2 separate regions of the Homo sapiens genome follow, and region 2 is linked to region 1. A link is an interaction called in ENCODE POLR2A ChIA-PET data of the cell type or tissue named here. Cell type or tissue: K562. All regions are shown on one strand.

What was found. ChIA-PET counts read pairs that join two places held together with the same protein. Peaks named below come from ENCODE experiments on the same cell type or tissue, not always from the same donor. Only the 100,000 strongest peaks of a DNase experiment are listed, where the experiment ranks them.
Region 2: POLR2A ChIA-PET joins it to region 1 with 5 read pairs; 1 of 35 experiments calls an interaction of 5 or more read pairs at or near these places.

What each region holds. Positions count from the first base shown.
Region 1 is chr10:71,670,364-71,674,363 of GRCh38, reverse strand. The region is part of intron 14 of CDH23 (cadherin related 23); the gene reads right to left. Among named protein-coding and RNA genes, the nearest start is that of C10orf105, 47 kb to the left of the region's middle. In K562, no CTCF peak of the experiment used is centred here; a DNase peak (open chromatin) is centred at 2,153.
Region 2 is chr10:71,613,916-71,617,915 of GRCh38, reverse strand. CDH23 (cadherin related 23) reads right to left here. Exons shown (of 70, transcript NM_022124.6): 10 at 2,300-2,412; 11 at 523-711. Among named protein-coding and RNA genes, the nearest start is that of C10orf105, 100 kb to the left of the region's middle. In K562, a CTCF peak has its summit at 1,513; a DNase peak (open chromatin) is centred at 1,511.

The DNA of each region.
Region 1 (4,000 bases):
AAATGTATTTTGATCCCTTTGCGCTCAATATTTTTGAGGTTCCTTTTAAAGTTCCTGGAGTCTATTAAATCTAGTAAATTCTATGTTCTTTATGATAAGCCTGAATTTTCAAGGAAAAGCTAATTTGTGTTTAGTACATTCAGTTCAGGAAGGCAGATAAGTGAAAAATATATTTCTATCCCAAATGAATGAAATGAAAAAAAGTTTATACCCAAAGGATTAAGATCTTAGTTATCCAGAAAACTTGGCTATACAGAAAGATGCCATTTCTGGGGGCTCTGGGCTGCCAGCTTGTATAGGGCTGCCTCTTGTGTTGGATTTCCTTTCAATATCCCCACAGCTTATGCTCCTATAGACGGTGCAGACCTCTGTCCCCGCCACCACCCCAGCCAGGCTCAGAGCTCATCCCAGGTTCTCAGGGGGTGCATGCTGAACAAGTGAAAGGAAGGCACTGAGCCATGTCACCACCCTCCAACCCAGGACTGGCTCCTGGACGGGGCCTCTCCCACTGCCTGTGCCATTCCTCACAACGGCAGCAGCGACTGCTGGCTCCTGCACGCCTTCTACCTACAACCCCTTCACCCTCACAACAGCCCTGTGAGGTAGGTACTATTATTAGCACCACCTCCAATTTACAGATGGGGAAACTGAGGCATCGAGACAGTACATCGTTCACTCAAGGCTTCACAGCTAGAGAAAGAACTGTGCTGGGTTTGAATCCTGTGCCACCTAGCCATGCCCTTGCCCTCCATCAGTGATTGCCTCTGAGCCAAGAGGGGCGCTTGTTCTCAGAAGGAAGGGAGCCTGGTTATTCCAGGCGAGAGGAGACCACACTGCCCAAAGTAACCCCAGATTCATCCTCATTTTACAGGGACGGAGGAGAAGGGGAGCAGGAGGAATCCCAGAGTCCTTCCCACCCCCAGGTTCCACTGACAATCATGGTCATCAATGCATGGTCTTGTTGGACTGTTACAACTGCAGCTTGGTCTTGGGAAGATCTGACTGCCATGTCATTGAACCCCTTGGCGAGGGGTCACTGTGGTGTGGAGGCCTCAGTTCCAGGTCACTGTGTGACCAAACCATACCTCCTTGGCCCCCATCATTTGCCTTTGTCAAAGGAAAAGGGTTTGGGGAAGGACGAGGGCAGGGCAGGCACCTGTGGGGCTCACTGCACAGCACAGACGGTGCCTGGCATGCAGTAGATGCTTCATAAATGCCTGAAAAATGAATAAGAAGGGGGTGGTGCAGAGAAAATAGGGAAGGGGCAGAGAGACAGCGGTGAAGACAAAGAAGGCAGGACTCAGAAGAAAGAGGACAGAAGTGAAGCAAATGACAGAAAGAAAAGGAAAAGGGAAGTAGAGGAGAGACAGCAGGCTAGGAGGTGGAGGAGAGCAGCTGAGAAGCAGAAAGTGGGGTGTGCAGGAAGGGAGGGGCCTGGGTCATGGGGGGTGTGCTGCCCCTGGAGAAGGTCACATCTGAGCCCTGGGGATGAGCCCTTCAGATCTGGGTGCCCCACAAAATTGCTCTGGACTGTCAGGACGGGAAGGATATGTGAGGTGCCTGCATCCCATCCCCTTCACCCTGGGGCCTGGAGCAGCTGAGGCCCAGGGAAATTAGGTGATGAGTGCCAGGAGACAGGACTGGACTGTCTTAGAGCAGAAGCTGGCTTCACACCCCCAACCCCTGCAAGGCTTGGCCTCCCCTGCCCACGTTGGACTGGGCACAGCCATGGTTCCCACAGTGACCCTTGTCCCCAGGGCCTCTCACTGCCTGCCCAGGCTGCGGATGCTGATCAGGGAAGATTTGTGAGTCCTTCAGTGCCACCGCCTAATGACCATGTGAAATATGTATGCCTGGGTGAGGAGGAGAGGGAGAGCTTCATTTTTCAAGTGTAGGAAGCCGAACTAGATGAAAAGCTGCTCCTTGCCTCTGCCAGGGTGAGGGCAGCAGCACTGACCTTGGGCCTTGATGGGTGCGGGGCCAGTGCCGGGCTGCAGCAGGGCCTGTCAGGGGCCCTGGGCCTGGGAGGAGGCGGTAGATCTGTGCTTGAAGGAAAACCCCTCCCCTCCTACACACATTGTCGGCCCTGAATGTCTAGCCTCATCTCTGACCCAGACTGGACCACGTGTAGCTCCCAGGACCTGGCTCTGCCCCCTCCGCTTGAACAGCGCCCCTCCCTCTCCTGCCTAGCTCACACCCTTCTGCCCTCCCTGACCCCCAAGGCAAAGTTAGGGCTCCTCCCTGCGCACACTCAGTATTCCCAGCCCTGATCACACTGAGGCACTGAAGCTAAGGTTAACGTGCGTCTCCCCCAACCAGGATGTGGCTCCCAGAGGGCAGCGTGGGGTCATGGGGTCCACATGTGCCCAGGGCCTAGTATAGGGCCTGGACATAAAGGCAGCTCAAGAAAGGTACGTCTATCTCTGTCACCTATAACTACAACTGCACCCACGTTCTCATGACACATATTAATGTATGAATTTAATTTTGACCAGAACTCCACAGGTAAGTACTGTCATTACCTCCCACCCACTTTTGCAAGTGAGGAAACAGAGGCGCAGTGGTGTTAAGTGACTTGCTCAAGATCTCACAGCTGGTGAGTGGAGCTGGTCTTCGTATTCCCAGAGCAGCCCCCCAGATGCTGGCTGACCCGACTCCAGAGAGGACCCACTGTGGCTGCTCCACCGCCCACCTGCCATCCTGCCCTATCCAGGCAGCAGGGGCAGCGACTGAGTCTATCCCAGCCCCAATCTGCTTGTCATGGCACCGTTTAAACAACCTCCTCCCAAGCAAGACTTGTTTGTGGTTGACCAACTGAAAGTCCAACAGACAAATAAAGTGGCAGACAGACAGTGACCCTTGGGGCCCATTTTAGGAAGGAGGGTTCGAGGAGTGCCAAGGGCCTATGTATAGAGAACAAAATTTCCTCTTCCTGCTGCAAACACCCCCTTCCCTGCAATGTTCTAGGAATGAGCATCTCTGTCTCCCTGCAGGGTAACTTCCAGGGTCTCACAGGCCAGCCAGATGGTGACAGGGATTGGGGAAGGGGATGGCCCAGCTGGCCATTTTCATATTGTACCTAAAAAATGCCAAACCAAAGGCCAGGCATGGTGGCTCACACCTGTAATCCCAGCACTTTGGTTTGGGAGGCCGAGGCGGATGGGTCACTTGAGGTCAGGAGTTCAAGACCAGTCTGGTCAACATGGTGAAACCCCATCTCTATTAAAAATAGAAAAATTAGCCAGGCATGGTGGCAATTGCCTGTAGTCCCAGCTACTCAGGAGGCTGAGGCAGGAGAATTGCTTGAACCTGGGAAGCGGAGGTTGCAGTGAACCGAGATTGCACCACTGCACTCCAGCCTGTGTGACAGTGAGACCCTGTCAAAAAAAAAAAAAAAAAAAAGATGCCAAATCAGGGCTCCAGGTGAGCACCTCAACTGTGCTCCAGGCTCCTCCCTCTGGTGTTTCTGTGTCTCTGTTGCCATCTAATGGCTCCCCACTGGCTCTAGGCTGGCACTCAGAGGTACACACTAGTGCATTTTACTACTTGTGAAGGCTCTCATAAGAGGCCCAGGGGCAAAAAGTCAAAGCCGGTAGCTAAAATTATTGTCCTTCTCTGCCCAAAATCCTTCAATGGCTCCCTATGATCTGCTGAATTAATTTCAGATCCATACCCTAGTGTCCACAGTCTGGTTGGGCTTAGTGTTCTCGTATCTACCTCTTCCCTGGTACACCCCAGACTGTTCTCTCATTGCTGGTTCCTCTATCCTTTCCTTCTGTAACTGCCTTCCAAACTCTGATCCACCCCCCAGGCCCATCCCAAATGCCCCTCTCCTAGAGTCCCTAACCATTCACTGGTCTTGACCCGGGAGCCCCTCGTCATCCCTCTCTTGGAACATGTGGCAGAATCTGCCATTCCTGAAAACTGTCTGTGTGTGCCCCACTTTCCTCCCTGTGAAGGAGAGAAGTTTGTCTAACTCATTTTTGCATCGTATGTAGTA
Region 2 (4,000 bases), 56 kb after region 1:
GCTTCAAGCAATTCTCCTGCCTCAGCCTCTCACGTAGCTGGGATTACAGGTGCCCGCCACCACGCCCGGCTAATTTTTGTATTTTTAGTAGAGACGGGGTTTCCAGTGTTGGACAGGCTGGTCTCAAACTTCTAACCTCTTGATCTGCCGGCCTCCCAAAGGGCTGGGATTACAGATGTGAGCCACTGCACCTGGCCTTATTTCTACCTTTTAAAATTGCTATTTTTGTACATGCTTTACAATATCCCTACTAGATTAGTATGATGATCATGTATGTAACTTCTAAATAATAACCACACATATGGAAACATGTGCTTACATGTTTTTTGCAGGGTGTAGGGGATAATCCAAAAGTAGAGACTAGTGATTTTTTTTTCAGCCTTATTTATCCTCAGAACCTACCAGGAGTGGGGTGCCGCAATGTTTGTTTCTATTTTATAGCTGAGGACCTGAACAGCCCAGGCAGGGTGGTGGGTCTGGATGGGTGGTGGGTCTGCATGGGCCATGTGTCCAGGGACTCACCTCATCCTTGTCCACCACCTGGATGAAGAGTGGAAGGGCAAAGCCGACCTGTGCCAGCTCAGTGATGGCCACGCTGTACTCGGAGCTGTTGAACTCCGGGGCATTGTCATTGATGTCAATAACCAGGATATTGAAGGTCGTGGTGACTGTAGCGTCAGATGGGGTGCGGTCATCGTTCAGCTCCGTGCCCTATGGACAGAGATCAGTCACCCCGGAGTGAAGGCAGCTAATCACAGCAACAGCTCTTGCTTACCAAAGACTTTCTCAGCACCAGCCACTGTGCCTCAATGTGAATGATCCCATCTAATCCTCACCACAACTCCAGGAGGAGGATTTTATCATTAGTATCCCCATTTTAGTGATAAGGAAACTGAGGTTCAGAGAGACTAAGTAACTTGTATAAGGATTCACAGCCAGGGTAGATTTTAAGCTCAGGTAGTAGGATCCTAGGACTGACAGCAGATGGATGAGATGGGGTAGGGAGGACAAGACAGATCTGGGGGTTCATCGAGGGACAAGAGGGAAGTCTTCATTCTCTTTGGCAGATTGTGAAACTGAGGCCAAGAATGTTTGTGCTGGTGGTTAATCAAGACTTAACTGAGCATCTGCTATGGGCTGAACCCTGTGCTCGACTCTGAGGGTCAGCACAGATGGACTGATTCAGATACCTGGGTGTCCAGTCTCTGGGCCAGAGCCATGGGCCCAAAAGTGCCCATTCCCAGTTCTGAGTCAGCCTTCTGAATCTGAATCTCTCTGGGTGAGAGACACAGGAACAGATACCTTTCAATAGCTTTCCAGGGGATTCGGGTTCACAGCCAAGTGTGAGAACACACCCTCACATTTTATATAAAGACAGAAAAACTGAGTTCAAGTCCCGCAGTGGGGTGCTGGGACCAGGGGGCAGCTCTCTCTGGTAGAGCTGACCACCTCACTTCCATGGCAGGAGAGCAGACAGGAGGGAAGGATGGTGGTGGGAGCACGCCCTCCCATGGCTAACCCACACCTGAACAGCAGGGCCTCCCAAGGTCAAGGACAGCAATTAAGGGCCAGGCTGGGCTGCACCATCCTCCCCATGGCGCTGGAAGGGCCTCCTTCCCAGAGCCCCTGGCCTCAGTCTTTGGGCCACCCGTTTCTCTCAATCAACGGCTGATGGCCTGGGCTGGGAAGACCCCCCGTGGCTCAGACAGGATCCATACCCCTAAACGGGTTTCTCAGGGAATGGCTCTGCAAGTCACTGATTTGAATTGAAACCGACCGTGAGTGGCAGGCGGCTGCAGCGGGTGCGGGACTGTAGCTCTGCCTCACATCCTGGGGTGGAGACCCCAGCACATTGCTGTTGCATTGCTCCCTGCTGCATTGCTGTTTCTTAACAGGAAGTCATGGCACTTGGAAGTGGGACAGAACCCCAGAAATGGGGCAAATTCCAGAATTCCAGGTGGCTGCAACAGAGAACTTGGAATCCTGGGACAACAGTAAGGAAGGACCACAGGATGAGCACCTACTGTGTGCCTCCCGCTGAGAGGGGATAAAAGTTCCAACCCGTGTGGTTGTTGATGATGGATGCGGCAGGCCCAGCACACCTACAACTTCATAACGTGGGTGCCTTCCTGATGGGGCCCTGGGCACAGCCCCGGGAGGCAGTGCAGGGTGAGAGCACGGAAGCGAAGTGCTTCCGGCGCCACCACCGGGGGCAGGAGCCCTCGGACACTGCTGGAGGTTGGCATCCGAGTAGGGGCATCTCCTCTACCTGGGGTGAAGGTGCCCACCCAGGTCTCACCTTCACAGTCAGGATGAAGCCATGGCTGTACAGGGGGTTCTCCCGGTCCAGCAGGCCATTCAAGGTCAGCACTCCGCTGATGTAGTCCAGGGCAAAGATGCTGTTGGTATTCCCTGCAAGAGAGAGAAGCATTCAGGTGTGACCAGGCACAGGGCAGGGGGGCATGGAGCTGGGGGCAGGGGGGCATGGAGCTGGGGCCAGGGCTCCTCTCTGGGCATTAAAGACTCATCAGTTACTTGAAATGAATGCTGGTTCAAGAGTAATAGAAAGAGCCCTGGAGTCCATGGAGCAGCCGGCAGACAGCAACGGGTCCCAGAAGGAGAACAGCATGGCCTTTCCAATCTCCTTCTGGTCTCTGTGACCCAGCCAGGGAGAAAGTCTTGGTTTGGTGCTACTATGCTTTAACACTTCTCTAGACTCGCTTGATTTCTTTTTTAACAAAGAGAGAGCAGGCTTCAGGCTCAGAGCCTTCCAAAGGGAGTGGACGCCAGCCAGGATGCAATAACCTGGTTTTGTTTCTCTTGTGCTTATTTTTATGGTGACATTCTATTCTAGTCTAGTCTAGTCTAGTATATTCTATTCTAATTTTTTATTTATGACCGTGATGTAAAGTTTCCTTTTACAAAAAATGTAAATTAAAGACATAATTTTAAAAAAGTACTATGTTAAGTACTTATTAAAATTTAAGATATGTATTAAAGTACTGGCAAAAATTATCTATGAGCCACACTTGCCTCAAACCGATGTCTCTGTAAACCCACCCCTCTCCCTCTGCCACCTTCAATTTCTGCTTTCTCTCCACAGAAACTCACACTGGCGTCCTTGGGTTTCTCCAGATCACTATGCTCTTTCCTGCCTCCTCATCTTTTAGTGTCTGTCATTCTCTCTTGTCCTCATCCTCTGCCCAGCTCAGTGCCAGCCTCTTCTCCTCCTCCAGAAAGGCAGTCCTGACTTCTCTAGCTGGCCCTTTCTGGTCCCCACAGGCAGTAGCCACTGTTTTGTAACTAACTGTTCCCCAGTTGATTATTGGGTGTTCATTGGATCTCCCTTCCCGGCCCTCTGAAGATGGAGACCTTTCATGACTGTCCCTTAAGGTACCTGGCCAACGCTGGGCACACAGTGGCAGGCATGTTCCTCACCTGGGCCAGTCCTGCATGGGCCCCCACCTTGCCTATATGCCCTTCCCACATGTGAATTCACCTGGGAAAATCCCAATTCCACTCTGCTGTCTTCTTCACAAACCAGTTTGTTGGTTCATTCACATACTCACTCACTCCCATTCATTCACCCACCCAGCAATCTCTGGGGTAGGCTTTCCTATAGCAGGCCCTGAGCTGGGCATTGTTGGGCATGCAGATGTCAGCGTGCCAGGAATTCTGACACCAAAGCACTTTGCAGCCTGGTAAGTGATCTCTGGTACCCACCAGAATCGGCATCTCTGAGTTCACAGCAGGGAGGGGCTGTTTACAGATGGGAAAGCTCAAAGAAGGAAAGCTCCATAGAGGAGGGGTCATTAATTCCCTGGACCACTGACTGGCTGTGTGACCTTGGGCAACTTACCTAAACCCTCTGTGCTCTGGTTCCTCACTTGTAAAATACAGATAATAATGGCATCTGCCCCACAGGGTTATGAGAATTAAATAAGTGTGAAAGTATAGATATATTACTTTGGGACCATCCCCGGCACAAAATAAGGACTCA